Regions from separate parts of the Mus musculus genome. Here region 2 is linked to region 1. The links are chromatin loops, found by intact Hi-C in ENCODE. Cell type or tissue: heart. All regions are shown on one strand. Links, peaks and the distances in the headings refer to the core of each region. The heading gives the core; the rest is flanking DNA. Region 1 holds the start of Lrrc4 (leucine rich repeat containing 4). Region 2 has its middle 66 kb from the start of Gm40357.

Region 1 (10,580 bases), core at 1,705-9,704:
GTTATATCCCCAACAAAGCCAGGGACTAACACACTTAGCTTGTGAAAGATGCACTGGAGTTGGGGTGCATTTATTTAAACTAAAGAAAGGTGGTTGACAGCTTTTAGCATTTTCCCACACTTAAATTTAACATTGTCTCCCTCCCCACATCAAGCCTCTTCCCTCCCCCCACCCCCTTCATTTAAATATAAATGACTCGGTCTGTGTGTATAAGGCTGTATGTATAGGTTCAGAATCTTATTCAATTTAACCCTTTAGGGACATTGAATTAAAAATTGAACAATATTTATTAAAATACAAAAATACACTTTTCTCACATTACAATCAGTGTTCTTTTGTTGGCATCTCCCACCCATACCACCCCCTTTCAAATCTGAACCCTTAATTTTCTCTTAAAGCTAAAATAATAACTGAAAGTTACATCATTAAATGGACCAGAATAAGAGACCTTGCCCTTGCTTGTAACTACTGGAGGTAGCCTAGGGGAGGGAAGCTTCCCCCAATGGTGCCCATTCAACAGAATTTCATGCCCAACTCATTTGTGTGTTCCCCTTGTCAGTGTTCTTGTAACATCCTGGTTGGCGAAGGCTTCTTTAAATTGAGCCTGTGCCCTTTTTAGCTCTCCTTCCCCTCTCTACTCATGTTCTGCCCCCACTCACTCTATCACCACAACTAGTTGGCATCAGCTGCAATAATCCCTAATGAATCAGCATTTAGAATAGTCACCAAATCCTAAGCAAGAGAAAAGCTTCCACTCCCCCAAGTTCCCCCCATTCCCAGCCTATCCTCCTTTCCACCTCAAAACAAGCAAGATCTTTTTTGAAAAATCATAAAATGTCATCATTGTCTACAATCATTTGTCAGATACCCGGAACAACAGGTGGCCACTGCACAATGCTGATTTATGGCCTCCTGTGAATCATTCCCTCTGCTGCTGCTGCTCTGCTTCCCTTCCTCCTGGGCCGGCCGCACCCCCTTCAGGCCGCCTCCTCCTCCCGGGAAACCCTGAATAGACACATGCCTTGCAGAGTGGGTTATGCCCAACTGCAGGAATCTGGTGCAATGTGAAAGCATTTGATGGAGAGCTACGCCAGCTCCCTTCCTTCCAAGCTGTCTTGAAGCATTGTCAGGGGAGACACATGCCAGTCTGAAGGCACAAACCCAGAGGATTTGCGCACACGTACAAAGAAACAACCTCTGGAAGGATTAGTTGGAATTTTGGTGGTTTTCCTACTTAAAATACATTTACAGATCTATCTTCCCCATTGTCTCTGTAGGGGAAAAAAAATCACCGCTCAACCTTTGGGCACAGTACAAATTTGTGATGCTTTTTAAAATTATTTTGTTTAATAAGATAGATCTGTAAAGACAGCTCTCAGCTTAAGAAAGGTGTCTATAGAAATGGTATTCCTAGATCCTGTAAAGCATCTTCTAAAAATTGACAGATGCAGGCTATCCTCCCTGCCCCCAGCAGCCCACACCCTGCCACTTTAGGGGTGTTGGTTGTTTTAGTTTGTTTTGTCTTAGCAGTTTCCACCTTACAGCAGTTGACTTGAGGCTCCTACCCACAACATTGCCAAGAACCCCTTCCCTCCCCTTTAAATAGAACTTACAAGTTAGAAAATAGTTTTGTTTTCATTTTTTTGTTTTTAAATTTTAATATAATCTTTTTTAACCAGCCCATAGATTTAATATATAAGCATATACAAGAAAAAGTCTCTCCCCACTCTGTACAAAAGTTGCTCTTTTTTGTGCATTCTATTGCATTTTATAAGTTTTTGAGGGAGGGGGAGTCATATTTGAGTTTCCTGTACCTTGTCCTTGGTATGGGTCTGAATTATATAAGGTTCAGAGATAGTGGTGACTGTGGGGTGCAGAGAGTTCCCCAGGCTGTTTTCTGTCCAGTGGGCCCCATGTGCTGGTTTGTAGGTGTTGTAGTTAATATGGTCATGTATTGTGGGCAACACTACTGCCCCCTCACCTGATACACCGGACGGAGCTGCTGTTGCTGCTGCAGGTGCTGCTGCTGGGATGTCTTCATCCACCTGGATAATCTCTACTGTCCTGGCAGCTGTGACTGTACTCCGCTGCTGGTGCCGCTTGCGAAGTTTATAGAAGACAATCAACATGGCAGCAGCTAGGAGAGTCACTGCCACAAAGCAGCCAATGATGATCTTGGTGGTCTTCATGACTTCATCCAGGCTGGTCTGCATCTTGTCAGTGGTATCTGTGGAGGGTACTGGCACCTGCTTGGGCACACGGGTGGTCTGAATGAGCACCGTGGTAGAGGTGGTATATGCCGGCTGGTAACCAGTGGATGTGGTGGGAACAGGCTTGTACTTCCGTGTTATGTCCTCAGGTGATATCTCTGTGGTTTCCACTGTTACAGTGGTGAAGAAGCTGAAGTTGGGGGTGTTGAGCTCGGCCGAGCTCACATTGAGGTAGGCCGAGGCATTGGAGTTGCCTGCCACATTGGTCACCATGCATGTGTATACTCCAGTGTCTATGAGCAGCACACGAGAAAAGTTCAAGGTGCCATCATTGAGAACAGAGATCCGGGGATGCCGGGAGGCGTGGCTGAGCACTGTCCCATTGGGCAGCAACCACTTCACAGAGGACATAGGGGGAGTCCGACACTTCAGTTCTGCCATCCGATCCTCAGAGATATTGAGGTCCCGGGGTGCATCCATGATGAAAGGGGCAGAGCACTGAAAGGCAGCCTGGTCCACCTCTACCAGGTAGCGGCCTCGCATGTGCATGGGAGCATGACAGCGGCCACAGCAGGTGGAATTGGTTGGGATATACTCCCGAAGCCACCAAGCCAGCCACAGAATATCACAATCACAGTTCCAAGGATTGTGGTGTAGGTGCAACTCCACCAGGTATCTCAGGGGTGTGAAGAGGTCATGGGGCAAAGATGAGAGGTTATTGTGGGCTAAGTTGAGTTCCACGAGGGAAGCCAGTCCGTCAAAAGCATTCCGCTCAATCAGGCTGACCTGTGAGTTCATCACCCACAGTTTTTTGAGGGAGCTTAGGCCATGGAAGGACCCAGGCCTGATCTCAGGAAAGTGGTTCCCTGACATCTCAAGCTCCTCGAGCCCCACCAGGGGTGTAAGATTGGGCATATCCTTAATGTTGCACATGCCCAAGTTCAGGTACTTGAGGTTGAACAGCCCCTCAAAAGCCCCCTCAGAGATATACTCCAGCTTCTTGAGTTCCCCCAAGTCCAGACGCATGAGGGAGGGCACCCGGTTGAAGGCATAAGAAGGGATGCTCTCAATGGGATTGTTTCGCAGCCAGAGCTCCCGCAGTTTGGACAGGTACTCAAAGGCCCCACTGGGGATGACTGTCAGCCAGTTGTCGAACAGTTCCAGAGTGTTGAGACTGGCGAGGCCATTGAAGGCCCCCACCTCTATCTGCCTGATGGAGTTCCTGCCCAGCTGCAGGACCTCCAGGTGATGGAGGTGCCTGAAGGTGTCGGCCTGAATCATCTGGATGTTGTTTTCCATGAGGTTGAGATACCGGGTGTTGGAAGGAATACCCTGTGGGACCTCAGAGAGTCCCCGGCGGGTGCACACCACCTTGCTGAACTGGTTACTGCAGGAACAGACGGAGGGGCAGTTTTGGGGCCCGGCTGAAGCGGCAGCAGCGATGGCTGCACACAGAATCCACACTTGCGCCGTGAGGTAGACGACGGGAAGCAGGACGGCATTCCAGGTGTGGTGCACAGTTACCTGCCACAAGAGCTTCATGGTGTGGCACGTTCATAATTCACCATCGCCTGGGATTTTGGCTTGGAAAAGAGAACCAGCCTTACCCCGGCTTAAGTGAGCTAGGAGCTCCTCTTTCCATCTGGAGAAGGAGGTGGGGAGGGGGCGATTAGAGACAAGCAGATCGGCCTAGAAAAACCCTGCGAAACTACTGAGCGGCCCCTCATCTACCAGCCCACCCTCAAGGCCAACCCATAGAAAGCTAAGACTCTCTCCCACGTTGCGACCATCCCCACCCAATTCCCTGTCACCTACCTCGGAAGGAAAGCAGGAAAGAATTAGCGCTGTGTCCTTAAGCTTTCTCCACGAGAGCTGGGCTCATCGTTCCCATTCTGACTTTAGTTTTAATTAACAAAGGGGGAAGTAGTGGGGGCAGGGAGGGCAGAGGGGAGGGGAGGGGAGGGGTAGGGGAGACAAAATGGCTTCTAGTAAATCCGGAGCCGGCGAAGCCGCGGAGTTGAGGCGCGCCAGGGAGAGCCAAGGCCCGGCGGGCTATGCAGGTGCATGCCCCCCCGAGAGCCCGAGGAGCGGCGCCACCAGCGCTTCCCTGCTTTGTCCTTGGACCCTGGCACCAGCTTGTTCCAGTCGCGGGAGAAGGCGCTTCATCGCCAAAGTGTGTCTCCAGCCCCCAGCCCTCTCCCTGGGCCGCCGCGGGGGATGGGGGTGCGGGGGCGCTCCCGAAGCCGCCCAGGCCGCGCTCGCTGGTTGCTGCGCTGCTCTCCACTCTGCTTTCCCAGCGTCGGCCGCCCAGAGCTGGCGGCAGCTGATTGCAGTCGTGAGCTCGCGGGGCTGCGAGAGTTAAGAGGTGTTCGCTGCGCCTTCGCCCTCCCTAGGCACACACCCCCTTTTCTCTTCGCCTCTTCTCGGAAGGGTTAAAAAGACAAAAACTGGGCTCAGTTCTCCAGTCCCGCCGTCTGCTGGTGCGGGGAGCGGTAATCCGTCCAGCCCCAGAGGGGCAGCGGCGTGGACGTGGTGCTGGGACCCAGTCCGCGAACGGAGGAGCGCGCAGCGCCCGCGGTCGCGCCCGCACCGCAGGCCCCTTCAGGGAGTCCGGGGGCGGGCGCGGGTCCGGCAGCGGCGGCGGCCGCAGCCCCCGGCAGCGCGCAAGCGCCCGCCGCCGCCCGCCACTGCTGGGCTCCCGGCGCGCCGCCGGCCCCGGCTTTGTGCGGAGAGTGCGAGTTCGCCGCTGGGCTCCCGGAGCCTTCAGCAACGGAGCTGCCAGCGGGCTGCTGCAGCGGCCAGAGCGCTGGCGACGGCAGCGTGAGCAGTGGGGGTAGCGGCTGCGGGAAACGCTCCGAAGCCGGTGAACATGGTCCCCGCTGGCTAGCGGCGGCGGTGGCAGCAGCGGGGCCCCTGCGCTCGGCGCCCACCGTCTCCTCCTCGCGCCGGGCTCGCGGTGTTGCAGGTGGCAGCCACGCAGACTGCTCTCTCATCCTTTTGTCCTTCAGTCAGAACGTGAATGTACTGCTGACGCATACTGTTCTAGGGAGAAGATTAGCGTGATGCAGTGCTCTTATGTATTAACACCGCTCTCCCTCTGCCGCCTGCCCTCAAGGGGTTAACGCCGCGCCTTCCAGCACGCGCTGGCTCGCGCCGCGCAGCCCCGAGTCGCGGAGGGCTGCCTGCCTTCCTCGCTTCTTCCTTCCTTCCTTCCTTCCTTCCTTCCTTCCTTCCTTCCTTCCTTCCTTCTTTTTCCCCACCCCCCTCCCCCCTCCCCCGCAGCTTCCTCCCCGCCCCCTCTAGACGATCGGAGCGGCCCGAGCGGGCGAGCGGGCGAGCGAGTCCGAGTGAGCGTCAAGTGAGGGGCTGCGCGCTAGTCGCAGGCGTTCGCAGCTATTTTGGTCAGGTCGGAGCGAGTGGCTGGTTGGCCGCTGATAGGCTGGAGCCGTGCGGGGCTGCAGCGGAGACTGCGCGGCCCCCACCCGAGCCACCCAGCACCCTACAGCCGTGGACTGCTGGGCTCAGGGGCCCGGGTGCGGCGGCCCTCGGTGGGGCTGCAGCAGTTGGCCGGCCTCCTACGAGCGCCCGCGTCATCCGCACCCCCGCTGAATGCTGACGGGGTGCCTGGCTGCGCGGCCAGAGTTTGGATCTGCAGGATGGTGGGGACCTAGGGGCAGGCAGCCGAATCCACGCAAGGGCTGCGTTGAGTCAGAAGACCAAAGTCTATGCTTCGCCTTACTCTGTGCCTGTCCTTCCAGTCCCCTCTCTCGAACATTTTCTTGCCCCCTCCCCTCTCCCACAGTAACTAGGGCTTTAAATGATAGTTTTCTTAATGAGGGCTGTGGGGGCGGGAAACAGTGGGAAGAAAGACCAAATTCAAGGAGTCGGGGAAATGACAACCTGGGGAGGATTGAGGTGAGTTCTGAGAACCCATGGTGCAGCAGCCCGTGGTTCATTCATTGGGGAGCTGCCTGCAGCCTTGCCTCTCAGATGCCCCCTTCCCCTCCCCTGTATGCAGGGGCCAGTAAGGTAATTTATGCCTTCTGCCCCTGGAGCTGCACCAGCCTCTCTCTGGGAGTCCCTTAGCAGCTTGCTGAAAGGGGAGTTCTGGTCCCTGCTTTGACAGGCTATTGTAAAAGCATAGGTCAGCATTTGCCAACTCATTTCCTCCATAAAAGAACCTCTTTTCTCAACCATGTGAGGGTGAAACAATCTATAGATTAGCACTGTGCTGTAGGTCCAGTAGAATCACTGAGATCCTCCCAGCTTTTGCCTGTTATCTAACAAGTGTGTTGTTTAACCCCATTGTTCCCACGTGGGCTGTTACTTACGGATGAGGACCCCAGGATTTCCCAACTTCCTGAACTCTACCACAGCCATAATCTCAGTATTATCTGCTTCTTCAAACCCTAAACCTTCTCCAAGTCCTAGAAAGTTCCAATGTCCACAATTTTGTATTCCTGTCCTTTACCAAGACCGTGACATTTATATTCGCTGTCAAGGAAAAACATTAGCATGATATTTTTGAGCCATTTCTTTATGATTCATTTTATGAATGGGTAGAATAAAGTATGTGACTAGAGTCCCACATATACTAAGTTGTAGCACCAGGATTTGAACCCTGACAAGCCCCACACAGATTGGTGTCAGGGCTCTTGGGCGTAGGCATGATTCCACAGAGTGTTCTTACAGACTAATGCAGTCAGACTTCACCCTCCACTCGCTAGTCCTTGTTAGGGTGTTTGTGTGCCCACCATGCTAAGAATGTACCTGCGACTGCTCTGGTGAAGAGACTGCCCCCTGTTGTCTCCATTTTCCAGGTAAAGCACTTGTGCCAGATAGTGACAGTCAGCTTTTCAAGTCAGTCTTCAATTCATGAGACCAGTGAGTTCATCCCTAACAGAATATCCACTGTATCTACTGCCCAGGCCAGTGGTGGAGGCAAGGTTGGGGAGAGACTGAACATTCAATCAAGGGTATATGAGAAATCAGAAAGAGCATGAGAGAAAGGACTAAGAAAGTCAGTCCTACAAACGTATCACTTGTGATGAGAGATCAGAGGGAGAAATTAGAAACTGAGGTAAGCCCTACACTCATGCTAAGGTCTAATTCCAGTTGACTCTGCAGTGGCTTTCCCCTTGGAGACAGGGTTTTGTTTTAAAGCCTAGACTGGCCTTGAATTCATAGCGATCCTCTAGCCTCAACCTTTCAACTCTTGTAATTCCAGGCATGTGCCCCAATCCTTTGAATTCCTCATTAAAGCCCGTGTGTAAGAAGGATGTCACTGTCTTGTGGGCCCAGGAAATGTGAGCCTGGTACACCAGGAATCTGTGGGGAAAGCTGTCGTTGACCCAGCTGCAACTAAGCAGGGAAAGTGTTGTGTTATTGGGGATATTGGGGGTGGGTATCACTAGGGAATGGGTGGCACACAGGAGTATGGTGCCTCTCTCTCCTTTCAGGAAAAGGGGCTCTGCCTGAACTGGTTTCCTGCTTGTGTAGGCAAACTGGGGCCCCATCTGTTCAGCTGCTGCCCCCACATTGTAAAGGTAGATGGGAGGGAGGGTGGGCTGAGTTGGATTAAATCACTACTAGGAACAAGATTATCTCGTAGTAAATGAAGTCGGTGCTGATTAGAGTAAATGTTCCCAAATTCAGTGGAGTGCTACATGGGATTGCTTTACCCTTTATGGGCCAGCTAGGCCACAGAAGTTCCTGGAACCTACAGAGTAGACTAAAGAAGAGGCTGTCAAACCTGCAGTTCACAGTCCTCCTGACCTGAAGCAGTCTTCCAGCGTCTTACTGAGTTTCCTCTGGTATTTTGCCCCTCACAACTAGTAGTTCTGGCTGGTGCCTGGATCTGTAGTAGTACCACTAAGAAATAAGAGAAGGCAGTTCACATTTAAATAAGGAACACTGCAGTGGACTGAGAACATGGGCAGTTTCACATAGGCACTGTTAAAAGAATGCTAAAGGTGTGTTCAAGAGGCTGGCCAAAGCCTGGGTCAGCAGCTCAGTTTTGAAGAATGGGCCTTGTACTGAAGTTGGGATGCCTGCGTTCTGGTTGTTGTTTCAGATTAGATAGAATGTATAATGAAGTATGCCTTGATTTATGAAATCAAGGAGATGGGCTAGAAAGTTTCACTTACTTCTCAGAGTCCATGACTTTCCCTCCTTTTCAGACAGGCAGCTTTGGGAAGAAGGCTGATCCTTTGGGGTTGTAGCCTTGGAATTAGGCTGTGGAGCTGAGGAGAGAATGTTCCCTTCAGTTTAGTATAAACATCCACAGGACTGGAATAGAGCTGATCACAGATCACAGCATGTTCATTTTTAAAGAATCCTTAAGAGAGATCATATTGACTTGGCCTCTCACTTTATTGATGTTAAGGAAACTCAGAAAGGCATGGTAACTTCCCTAAAGTCACATGACTAGTTAATATCAAAGTCTGTCCCTCTGAGTTCCTTCTATCAGTATGCTGATATGTGGCTAATTGGCCTTTAAAGCCTGGGCTTGAAGATATTATCAAATGCTTGCTCTGTATTCTTTGTGAGCAGACATGTTCTATGCTTACTGTTTTGGGGGTAAAGGTGGAGTTTTGATAGTGCTAACATGCCATTTCATATGACTTGGGATTCTGATAAGAAGTCAAAGGAATGTTCATGTAGAGGGACCCAGGGCTGCCAGGCTGGCCCACTCCCTACTTTGCAAATATGTCTGTCCCTGAGGCATTATCCTCAGCAGCCACTAGATGTCCATAATGCCTCATGGGGTTTGCAAGTAACAGCAGGGTACCATCTTGCTTCTAATATACTTTTGGGTTTCTTCTGGGGAGGTCCAACAAGAACAGAATCAGAGTAAGGGCAAGAAAAGGAAGAGATTTGAGAGACAGGAATAAAGAAGGAAAAATAATATGAAAATTGTTCTCCAAAGAGACAAGGAAAGATATTAGTTGGTGAATTTGCAATGATAAAAAAAAAATGTAAGAAATGTTCCATGTAGGAGTGCTCATGGCCTCCTGTCCAGTGCAGTGACTGAGCTTCTTCTCTGGAGTCACCTGGCCACTGAAGATTCTGTTCCTCTTAGAGGAGGCTCCCTTACTGCCTCTGATCCCCTAGTGAGGCTCTGCTGCGATTGCCCACAGTCATCAATAGGATGTATTTCTTCCTTGAGTGGATGGTCCAGGGCAACACAGATGCTCTGAAAGTTGTTTTCTCTAGAAATCTCTGCTCTTTTAAAGAAAGTGAAGGGAAAAGCTTTAAACTAAAGAAGGAGGAAGTCAGGCCGGAGAGAGGGCTCAGTGGTTAAGATTGCTCTTCCAGAGGTCCTGAGTTCAATTCCCAGCAACCACATGGTGGCTCACAACCATCTGTAATGACATCTGATGCCCTCTTCTGGTGTGTCTGGAGAAAGTGACAGTGTACTCACATAAAATAAATAAATCTTTAAAAAAAAAAAAAAGGAAGAAGAAGTCAAAGTGGGCTGGGACGATAGCTTTGTAGTAGATCTCCAACATGGCATCTCCAGTGCCTTAGATTCTGTCCCCAGGATTGAAGGTGGCAGGGTTGAGGCACTCCATAGAGCCTAGCAAGAGCCATTTTCTAAAACTTCATCTGAAATAAGACAAGGTAGCTGATAACCATTACAGAGCGCTGGGCTTATGATATAGCTCAAGCCTATCAAAAGCACTGCATTAACTAGCCATGATAGAGCACACCTATAACCCCAGAATTCAGTTCACAGTCATCCTACATAGCAACTTTGAAGCCAGCCTGGGATATATGAGACTCTGTCTAGAGAAAAAGAAAGGGAGGGAGGGAAATTACATGGAGCTGGACAGATTACAAAGGCTTCTTTCTCTACTGAGACTTTCTCTACTGAGACTAGTTTCACCAGGGCTGGTGGTGCCTTTGGGCTGGAGTGAAAAGCCAGGCCTCCTGCTTGCTAGCTGGCTCTTCCTTTCTTGAGAAAGTAAGTTTGGGGTACCATTCTTGCCACAGTCACACATAAGGGCCAGCAATCAAAGATGTCCAGTAGAACACCTATGAATACCCCTTCCCTCTTTGCAGATACACTGGCCCATCCAGGCCCAATGGTTTGCTTTCTTTAATAACCTGTATATAGAATAACTTTAGTAACATTTTCTGGTTGTTGATAGGTACTTAAGGCTGTAAACACAGCACTGAGCTAAGAAACCATTAGATTCACTAGTTTATATGTGGATTTAAGAAGTTTTGTTATGGTTACAGAAGTAATGAGTGTCTTAATTTCTTGTGGGTTTTTTTTTTTTTTTTTTTTTTTTTTTTTTTTTTTTTTTTTTGGTTTTTTGAGATAGGGTTTCTCTGTGTAGCCCTGGCTGTCCTGGAACTCACTTT
Region 2 (10,580 bases), core at 1,570-9,569, 66 kb after region 1:
GGGATGAGCTGGGGTCCTGGCTCAGGTGGGAAAGCCAGGGTGCCCTTGTCCATATACAAAGCAGGCAGTTCTTCCTACAGACCTAGAGTCCTCAAACAGTGCCTAGCATGTTCGCAGCGCCTGCAGCCTATGTGGAGCCATTGTGGAAACCAGCACATGTAAAACTATATACGGCTACTTTTACTGCCAGCCAGTAGCAAAGTCTTGGTGGGTTTTGTTTGTTTGTTTGTTTGTTTGTTTGTTTACCTGAAAGTAGGAATGGGCCTGCCTATTCATTTACCATCTCCTGTGCTGCTAGTTGCAGGAAGCTATTGTTCTGAGGGTTGGGGACATTACCTCACAGTGGGGCTCACAGTGGGGTCAGATGAAGGGAGGCAGATATAGTAGGTGGATGAGCAAGCTCTAGCTCAAAGTGATACTGTATGCCCCAAAAGTTCCTTCACTCATGCAAGAATGGGCATCACAGCCATGACCATGTGGCACCATGGAGAAACCTTTTAAAATGTTAAGGCAGCTCTCAGAGGACTTCATCTCACTTAACACCATTATTCAAAGAAAAAGAAAAGGTGGTATGTTACTTAGATACCACATGGTGTCCAAGTTGGGATGTCTTTGGGATTCAAAGTAAATATTTAAAAGTCCATGTGTTTGGACGACCACCACTAGAGTACACTGGAGCATATAGAGACCTACTCATGGATAATAAGCTGAAGAAAGCAGAGGAGAAAGAAAGATGGCTGGGAAGACTGGAAGCCACTGTCCGTCTGGCAAGCCCAAACACAGATCATACGTTTATGTGCTACGTGGGAGCTCAAAGGAAAAGAGACTTCCTGGGAGATGGGGGTAGAAGGACTCATCTGGGGAGCTGTGGCAGGTTTCAAGGGAAGGGGACTTGAGCCAGCAGTACCTGATAAAGTCCAGGGTCTGACAAAGCTCTGTCCTTGGAGAAGGTTGCCCACAGCCTAGTGGCTACAAAGCCAGGGACCGTCATCAACTAGCAAAGCCTCACCTATAGGGAGAAGACAGCTTCGTCCTCCCTTCTCAGGTTGCAGTCTAATTCCAGTTAAGATTACAGATCTTAAGTCTATGTCTTGTGGGTTTCAGCAAACCCTCCACTTGTGCCGCTACCGTGCTGTCAAGCTAGATGAGGTGCATTCCAGTAGCCCCTGCCAAGGTTTTCAACCTTGGTCACAATCAAATGTTGGGGACCCCAGTCTTTTAAGAGACATTTCTCCTGGAACAGTCCTAGGGGAGCAAGGGGCCGTGACATACTGGGGACTTTGCCAGAGCCACTGACCTTGGATCTAAAATTGACAGTGAGTAAGGTGGGATCCTTAGAACCTCACCAAGCTATCACTGGACCCTGGTCAAGACTATCAGGACACGAGGGTCCTGAGGCCTGCCTCGGGGGCTGACAGTGCAGAGCTATCATCCAGGGTCTGTGAAGTCATTATTGGTGCCCTTGGGCAGTGACTGTGCCAGGGAACGGGTACTATTGATGCAAATCAGCGAGCAAGCAATCTCAATCTACAGATGCCATCTGATGTGCTGGCTTGTGTGTCTGGCTTTGCTGTGTGTTCACTCGCCCAGCTCCTCTGGTCAGGAGTGTCTCACTGTAGAGGGAGAGAACTACACTGCAGGAGCCTGAGTCAACCTCCTCTCAGGCTGCCTTCTCTCCCAGCCTGTACTACATACAGCAAGTGGTCAAAGAATTTCAGTTTCAAAGAACGCCTCACTGAGCCTTGGGCTCTGGCCAGAGACTGATCTAGCTAGATGTCAGCCAGAATACACGTGTTCGCACTAGCTGAGAACGTGCAAATGAGGTTTGCCTCAAGGAGCTTCGCAACACGGTGCTCGAGGACATTGCTTTAATGACTGTGTCCTTCGTGTCGTGTACTAGCTGAGGACCCTTAACCCAGCTAATCAGCCTCTCCAGGCTGTTTACTCATCTGTAAGAAGCTGAAGAAAAACAAATTCTTAGGAGTGGGCTGCATGGCTCAGCAGGGAAATGTGCTTGCTTGCCACCAAGCCTAGCATCCTGAAGTCCATCTCTGGGACCCACGTGGTGTAAAGAGAGAACAGACTCTTGCAAGTTATCTGATGAATGCGCGCGCGCGCGCGCGCGCACACACACACACACACACACACACACACACACACACACTTTTAAAAGAATTCTTCGGATTCACAAAGAATTCGGTGAGACATTTGTAAGGCCCTTTGCATAGGAACCAGTGTGATCCAGAACTGAGAAAAACAGTGCAGCCTCCCTTATCCCCAAGTGACCAGTCCCTGGCTTCCTACCCCGGGGGAGGGGGTGGTGAAGCAGCCCTGAACGATCCAGTATGAGGAACTAGTGATGTCATGAAATCTAAACTCATGGGAGCACTGTGTGCCCAAAGCCAGATGGGATCCAGAGTGTTAGGAAAGGAGGTCCCGGGGTGATTTGGCTGAGCCACTAGGACTCTTGGCTGATCTGGAACTACAGAGGTAAGTCAGTCCCTCAACACTGAACATTTGTCCCATGCCAAACACAGTTTAGGTGCTGAAGGAACAGCGGCAAAAGAGACCCTGACCAGTCAGAACCTGCCCATGGACATCGTTCTTGGGACCTAAAATCTGAACCCAGCAGGCATAGGGGTAGGTTACTATTGGGCTGGTGTGTCCTGAGCTGCTTTTCTGATGATAGCCCTGATTATCTGGATCTGATGAGGCCTCACCGATGCATGGGTCCCTCCCAAGAAAGCCCTGCCTCAGACAGCATGGGAATTCAGTGCACATGGGAGCACACACGAAGGCCTCATTGGCTATGAAAGGATCTTGTTTCCAAGGCCAAGGATAAGGACAGCAAATAAAGGGGACCCACATGACCATCCCCCTTCCCCACACTCTGGATGGACACCAATAATTGATGCTGGCTCTCTTTCTGGCATGGCCTTACAGCTGTGTAAAGGGTGCCTACCAGGCACAAACAGAGGTACCATGCCAGGCAGAAATGTTGACACCCGTGTAAGGCACTTTTTGCCCTTCTGTGTTCATTGCCCAAAGCTCTGGGGCCTGAGAGACACCACAGTGAATGAGAGTTAGAAGTATTGCCCTTTATCAGGACAACAGACATGGGGAGGTCAGTACCTGGGTGAGGGTATATACGGGGTATGAGAAGAGATTAGGTGTGAATATAGAAAGCTACATGGAGGCCTGTATTGAACTGCATATGTGAGTTTGACCTATAGAGGTCTGTGTGCAAAGGTGAGCCTGGCTGCACTCACTATTCAGCCTTGAACAGCTGGGGAAAGGCTGTTTATGAGGCCCTCCCTGGGTGCAGCCGTGCACAGACACAATAGGCAGCTTGGTGGAAGTGGGAGCCATGGGCATCCCTGGGCTCTAGCCTGACTGCCTTGTCTCCTGTGCACTGATCTGTGGAGGGCAGCTCCCAGGAGGGAGTCCCGAGGCAAAGATCACAAACAGTGCCATGTCTGATCAATTGATAGTTGTTCCCTGGGGTTCTGTGAGAAAGGACTGGAAGGTCATGCCACAAAGTCAGCTGTCATCAATTATTGATGTCCACCCAGAGTGTGGGAAAGGGACGGTCATGTGGGTCCCATATATTTGCTGTCCTTGGCTTTGTGTATTCATGGGCAGAAGGTTCAGGATTCTGTCAAAAATATCGTTTCCTGGGCAGAGAAGACTCGGTGGGTAAGGGCATTTACCCTCAAGCTGGACCACCTAAGTTCAGTCCCCAGAATCCACATGGCATAAGGCAGACGGACTCTCTGACTCCATACAAATGCTGTGGCTACCCATATACGTAGACAGAAAGAAATGTAATGGCGATTTTTATTTTAAAGACTAGAAACCACACAGCATCCTGAAAGCAGACAGGGGCTTATGAAACAGGGCTGGGAACCTCAAAGCAGTGCTGCCCGGTCCAGGGAGCCCTTACCCTGCCTGGCACTGCTGTCATGTTGCATTTGCCAGGAATGGATCAGTAAACATGGGCTAAGGCCCTCTGCTGTACTGGGCACAGACCCACAGCTGAGTCCATCATGGCTTCTCCCCTATTCGGTAGATGTCATTCGTAGGCTATCAATAATCCACAAGATATTTTCTTGGGGAAGATTCTAAGGACAAGGATAGGAAGTTCCCTAGAAACAAAAACAGTGAAGGTCCTGAACAGAGAGGTGACTGAGTTCGAGCATCAGGCATTAATTGAAGACCCTCACTTCCATTTTGTCTGGTGGGAGCAGGCCGTTCCAGTCAGCAGACACTAGAACAGCTTCCTACACTGGATCAGCCTGTGAGTCATTGCGGGGAGGGGACTTGTTAAAATATAGGCTCTGATCCAGAAAGGATGCTGCAAGGCTAACGGATTCCCCCATTTTTAGTTTTTTTTTGGGGGGGGGGGAGAGTGCTTTGTTTTAAAATATGGTCTTATTGTGTAACCCTGGCTAGCCTGGAGCTGGCAGTGTAAACCAGGCTGACCTCAAATTCGCAGAGACCCACCTCTGCCTCCGGAGGGCTGGGATGAAGGACCTGCCATGTTTCTAACAAATTCAGAGGGTGCTTGGAGCCCCAGGCTCACCATAGGAGGAGTTGTTGCCTTCCTCCCAACAGATCAGAAACTAAGAGCAGGGCGGGGTGTGGGGAGGGATTAAGTAGGGAGTCTGGGGAGTCAGACAAGACCTGAGTTTGGAGGCTGAGAGCAAAGGAAACTCCCTACATGGAGCCAGAAATCTCGGTGCAAGGACCAGACCCTGGCCTGGCTTTCCAAGATAACCTCACCTAGGAAAGGACCCGGCTGCTTAGGAACCGGGGACAGCACAGTGGTGGGTGGCAGAGCTACATTCTAGTGTAAGCTCAATGGATTACAAACCTTCAGATGTCTGTGACTGCAGTTCCAGCTAGTCTCTGTGCCCGGCACTGAACTAAAACACTTAACAGCCGCTCCTACAAGGGAAGACGTTTTGCCCAATTTAACAAATATTCTACAAGATGATCCACCTTTTGTGTCCATCAGCAAGTATTAAGCAAGCAATTATGAATGAGTGAATTAATGTGATTCGTGCAGGTAGATCCAGAAAGGAGAAGCAAGGTGCCCCTCACCCCCATCTTCAATATGATGCCACACTCCTGACCTCCAAACCAGACCGAGGCAGGAACTTAATCTGCACCAGGTGGCCTGGAAGCCTGTAACCAGGCTTTACTTGTTGGGATAACATGCTCCTTTAGCCCTGTGTTGGTCCAGGTTGATGCTTTCCCAAGTCTTTTGAGGAAATCCTAGGCATGTCTGCTGCAGGACCTAGCCAGATTTAGGGATGGTTAGGTCCCCACTAATACAGATAGCTGTATCCACGGGGCTCTTCCCTGTGTGGTGCTCTGTGCCAAACACATCCCACGCCTGTATCCCACCACTGCCCTGCTGTGGCTTTACAGGGTATATTCTGGCCCAAGGTCGCAGACCCGATTCTGAGCCAGGCAACCACGCCCTTGCTCGGGAGACAGCGCCCCCTAGAGGTCCAGGAGAGGCAATGGGATGAGCAGAGTGTGGGGCCATGGATGCCTGGCCTGTTTGTACCAAATCACCAACCTGGGGAGTGGGGAGTCGTGAATGCCACTTCTTCCAAAGACACCCGCTGCTGGGTTGGGAGTAACAGGAAAGAACCATCTGTTCGAGGGTGTCTCTGTGAAGTTAATGTCCCCACAGCCCCAAACCCAACCAAGGTCCCATTCTACAGATGGAAACAGAAGCAACTTGGCCAAAATCGAGGGACACCTTAACGACAAGGAGGGACTGGAATCCCACCCCTTCCTCCCTCAGTATGTCCCTGCCTACAGGAGCTTGCTCTCAGCACCCAGGGGTAACCACTTGGGACCAAGCCTTGGCTAGCTGTGCGCCCTGGGAATCTGGCGATCACCTTGGACCACTGAGCTATGCTTCTGTGTGTGTATGTGTGTGTGTGTGTGTGTGTGTGTGTGTGTGTGTGTGTGTGTGTGCTCGCGCGCGCATGCATGCACACACACATGTCACCCATCCCACCCCCACTCCAGGGGGTTTTGAAGCCCCTGGCCCTCCACCACCTCCCGATCTCTTGCTGCATGGCCCAACCTCTCTAAGCCATGAAATTTTGGTTCTTGCTCCACTTTAACAATGGCACATGACACACCTCAAGGCTGAGGAGCCCCTGTCTACACTTCAGTTGGTCTACACTGCACACGACCCTTTACAATTGACAGATAGACCGACCTGAACTCAGCAAGTGGCCCTCAAAGTGTGGTTCCCAGGTGGCAAGCATCACATTCCAGATTTGCTCCCGATCTGCTAAAAGAAGAACCCTAAGGAGCCCAGCCGATGCTTCTAAAACACACTAATATTTGAGGGCTACTGGCCTACACATCCCTTCACGTACTCACTGGTCTACCCCGAACTGTCAGTAGAAGAGGGGCACCCAAGCACCAGCTGATTATCTGGTCACTTTGGGTTAGCACACAGAGGTGCTCCACACTGGTCCAATGCAGTCTTGGCATCAGGAACCATAGAGTCTGCCTCGGATGCAGGCTAAGAAGGGTCTGGATAGAAGGGAAGGGCTCTCGGGATGGGAAGAAGTTGCCTGGTTTTGCCTCCTGCTTATCCTTAGTTCCCACCCCCAAAACTGGGAAGACAGAGAAGCATCCCTTCTTGGTCCTCACGAGAGGACACTCTGGAAGTGGGGATGGGGTGGATGAAGTCCTGAGTGAATGCATGTTGTTGGCATGAACACAACCCTGTCAAGGACCCAAATGCCTCAGACCCATGGAAATGGCAAAGCCTTCCCCAAGTGAGACTCAGATGACAGAGCCTCCTCTGCTTCAAGTATATTTGTTGACCTTTAGCTAAAATTTCCTTCGCTCAGATGTTTTCAACCTGAAACTATTCCCCTGCAGAGACTTCCCACCAAACTAGCTAAGCCCTCCTGGTGCTGAGTTCCTGGGGTTTGATAATGGGTGCGCTCCATCAGAGTGAGCTCAGCCTACCTCATCCCAGCTTTCTATACGTATGTCTGTTGTTTCTTCCTTCCATCCTGAGTTGCCCCAGTCAAGTTTCCAGGACAGACCCATGCAGGACACAATGCCATCCAGGGTCTTTTGTAGTCTTCCTTTCTGCAGAAGAGCAGTAACAAAAACAGAAGCTTAACTGCAGGGCAGAGCTTTGACAAGGGAGGCCACACATCTGTGTCTCCCTAGTAGAGCTTGTATAGGCTTCTCCTTTGGAAAGAACCCAGACTAAGAAAAGACGGAAGTCCTGGCAGAGAAGCTTTGGTGGGACGTGTGGTCCCCATGTAATGAGGATGGGCAGCATCATTAGCCAGATGGGTCAAGCCAGTGTGGCTTCGGAGCTACAGACCAGAGTCCAGCTTTCCTTGGCTACATTCAGGCAGGCAAAGGCCAAGGAGATGAGGCTGTAATGCACCCTCCAGGGGGGGGGGGGGAGAAACAGAGACCCTTCCCATTCCTATCACACACACACCAGGACTTCAGATGAATATGAAATGCAAGCCTTAATGCCTTCCCCCAAGACTGTGGTATCACAAAGAACCTGGTATTGTTTGATGGCATCCTGGGTGCCCCAGAACCCTGCCTGTCATAAAGTGATAGCTGAAATGTATGCTTTAGCCTTGCTCTGATCTTAGGCAGAATATCTCACCATAAATTGGCATGCCATGGCAAACAATTAAAAGAGAAAAATAAACCTCGGCGCAATCTCAGAGTGCTTGGAAATGAGGAATTACAAGGTGGTGGCATGAAAAAATTATATAAAAATCTATTTTTACATCACAATAATGTGCTTTTATACGGGCAGTAATTTCTGGATGTGCAATAAAGTGGCTTTTACATCAGGCAAAATCAGAGTTTATAGGCAATCGGTGCTTTTATCTGGGAAAATATAACTCACCCTTCTTCACACCATCCATCTTGCAGGCAGCAGGCCTCATCTTCTCCAGCACCAACATTACTGTGAAAATAATTATGCAATTAAAGTGTCAGACCTCTGGCCCCCTAGGATCCCTGCACTACATCTTCCAGCATCTGTCATTGGCTCCTTCCAAAAGTGGGACAAACTATGGGTCCAGACAGGTCAGGGAGAGGCAAACGTTCACCACGGGTGGGCTCAGGGAAAATACTGCAGGCCCAGCAAGCTCTCTGTGATCGTTCGTGTGGAGAGTCGACCTTGGGTCACACACTGGGAGAGGAACCTGGGCACTCAAACTTGGCTTAGAGGCAGGCAGCTCTCTGAGTTCGAAGGCAGCCTGGTCTACAGAGGACGTTCCAGGAGAATCAGGGCTACACCGAAAAACCTATCTCCAAAAGCAACAACAACAAAACAAACAAACAAACTAGAGCTGACAATCCTGTAACCACCATGACTCAGGCACCAGAGTCCAGTCCTTGGCAGAGGAAATCAGTGATTTGAATGGAGCCAAATGAGGGGGATGAGGCAGAGTGGGTCAGGATACTGACCAAAGACGGCTTTGGCCTCTGGAAGCGCATGAAGATAAGTGTCTCTCAGAGGGGAAGCTGCCTCTGGGTATTGTTGACTGGGGATTGGAGGGAGGAGCTAGATCTAGGCTCAAATATCACCCAGACTGGCCTGTCATTTTGTGTACCCCGTTAACACTCTTAGCCAAAATGCCAAGAAGTGATTGTACATTGCTTTAAGTATCTGCCACTGTCACCAGCCAGGTCCCCATGGGAAGCAGGTCACACAGTGCCTTCAGTGAAGGAATGTGCACAGTGATGAGTGAGTAGGGTTTAGGGAAAGAAAAAAGGGATGTTCCAGTAGCCTACAGTGACAAGAGAGAGGCACTGCTGCCAGAGAGGAGAGAGAGAGAGAGAGAGAGAGAGAGAGAGAGAGAGAGAGAGAGAGAGAGAGAGAGAGAGAGAGAGATCGCAAGATGACAGAGGTAAATCCTCATTTCACTCTCCTGTCTCAGGGTCTTCTTCTAGTTCCCCTTCTAACCCCCAGTGCTAGCCCTAAATGGCCACAACCAGTCAGAAAGCCAAGTGAGTCTCCCACACAGTTTAGCTTAGAGGGTCATGAGAGTGGGACTTACCAGGTGGAGCAGGCCTGGGTAAGGGTAACAGGTGGAGCAGGGAGGAGCAGGAGGAGCCAGATGGAGTGGGAGGAGCAGAGGGAGGAGCAGGGGAGGAGCAACAGGAGCAGATGGAATGGAAGGAGCAGGTAGAGTAGGAAGAGCAGGAGGAGGGGGAGCAGAGGAGGAGCGGGAGGATCAGATAGAGTGGGAGGAGCAGGAGGAGCAGATGGAGTGGGAGGAGCAGGTAGAGGAACAGGAGGAGGGGGAGCAGGAGGATTGGATGGAGTGGGAGGAGCAGGAGGAGAAGGAGCAGGTGCAATAGAGTGTGCAAACAGAAGAAACTCGGCATTTTCATAGCCATGGATTTAAGGCAGTCCTTTGAGAATGGAGCAGTATGGTAACACCAATATTTGCTTATATCTTCAAGCCAACTTCATAGGCTTTCTCTTCTCATATCATTGGCTCACCAGAACTTAACCTCAGCATCAATATTAACAGTATGGTGGGACATCATGCTTCATGACTAGGGAGCCTGAATGACAAGTGTGGAAAAGACTCCTGAAGGTAGTTCCTGAGGCTGTGTGCACTCCATCCTCTCCAGACCCACATGTCTGAATACTTGCTACTCAGCAAGTGACAGAGTCTGTAGAACCTTCTAGACATGATGCTTAACTCTGCCCCCAAGGGTTGAGAGTTGCTGACCCTGTCTCAGGCCTGCTGATACAATGTAACGACTGCCCCATTGCCACAGTTAAGAACTACCTGCCGCCATGCCTTTCCCACCACAATAGACTGTGTCCCTGAGCCCGAGCCAAATAAATCCCTTAAGCGATTCCTCTTGAATACTTTATTATGGAGACAAGAAAAGTAACAATTGCAGCATTGCAGGAAGGGCATGGACCAAAGTGACCATTCTAGAATGGAGGTAGCTATGCTGAAGCCAATAAAAGCCAGGCCCACGCTGTAGCCCCGCTGTTTCTGCTCCTGGCAAAGGCTTCAAAGGAAGCCCCAGGAAGAGTCCCATAATGGTTTGGGTCTCAGGGCATCTGTGGCACTGTTTCTTGTGGTGAGGGATGAAGGGCTCTTGCCTAGGAGATTAATCAGGACAACATGCAAACCACAGCAGCCTCTGCACAGTGAGAGGGAAACTGCTCTTCAAGGTTCTGGAAGAGTTAAAGGCAACATGGAGCAGCAAGAGAAAGAACTCTGTAATTCTGAATGAGTCAAGTAGATTAAAAACCACGCACACTCCATTTTGCAAGCATCCTTACAAACCCCAAACACGTGAGAGCAGTTGGCTTTAAGAGAGGGAACTAGGAACACTGGCTCGTGCCTGTAATCTCAGTACTGAGGAGGCTGAGGCAGGAGAATCGCAAGTTCAAGGCCAGCCTGGGCCACATAGCAAGTTTGAGGCTAGCCTGGGCTGCATGAGACCTGTCTAACAACAACAAAAGTCCACAAAGGAAGAGAACAGGAGGGGAATGGCAGTGGACCAAGACAAGTACTGGG

What was found. Hi-C counts contacts between places; a loop is a spot of excess contacts. Peaks named below come from ENCODE experiments on the same cell type or tissue, not always from the same donor. Only the 100,000 strongest peaks of a DNase experiment are listed, where the experiment ranks them.
Region 2: it touches region 1 in a loop (1.9-fold over the local background); 4 of 42 quality-filtered maps call a loop at or near these places.

What each region holds. Positions count from the first base shown.
Region 1 is chr6:28,827,863-28,838,442 of GRCm38, forward strand. All of the region lies in intron 16 of Snd1 (staphylococcal nuclease and tudor domain containing 1), which reads left to right. Lrrc4 (leucine rich repeat containing 4) reads right to left here and starts at 3,885. Exons shown (of 1, transcript NM_138682.2): 1 at 264-3,885. The coding sequence starts at 3,752. The coding sequence ends at 1,794. In heart, for the core only: CTCF peaks have their summits at 5,169 and 8,944; DNase peaks (open chromatin) are centred at 5,359 and 5,439; H3K4me3 peaks cover 2,883 bases; H3K27ac peaks cover 1,870 bases; H3K27me3 peaks cover 3,063 bases.
Region 2 is chr6:28,893,557-28,904,136 of GRCm38, forward strand. It overlaps a transcript of Snd1 not described here. Among named protein-coding and RNA genes, the nearest start is that of Gm40357, 66 kb to the right of the region's middle. In heart, for the core only: a CTCF peak has its summit at 5,517 (motif pointing left); DNase peaks (open chromatin) are centred at 2,425 and 5,495; H3K27me3 peaks cover 465 bases.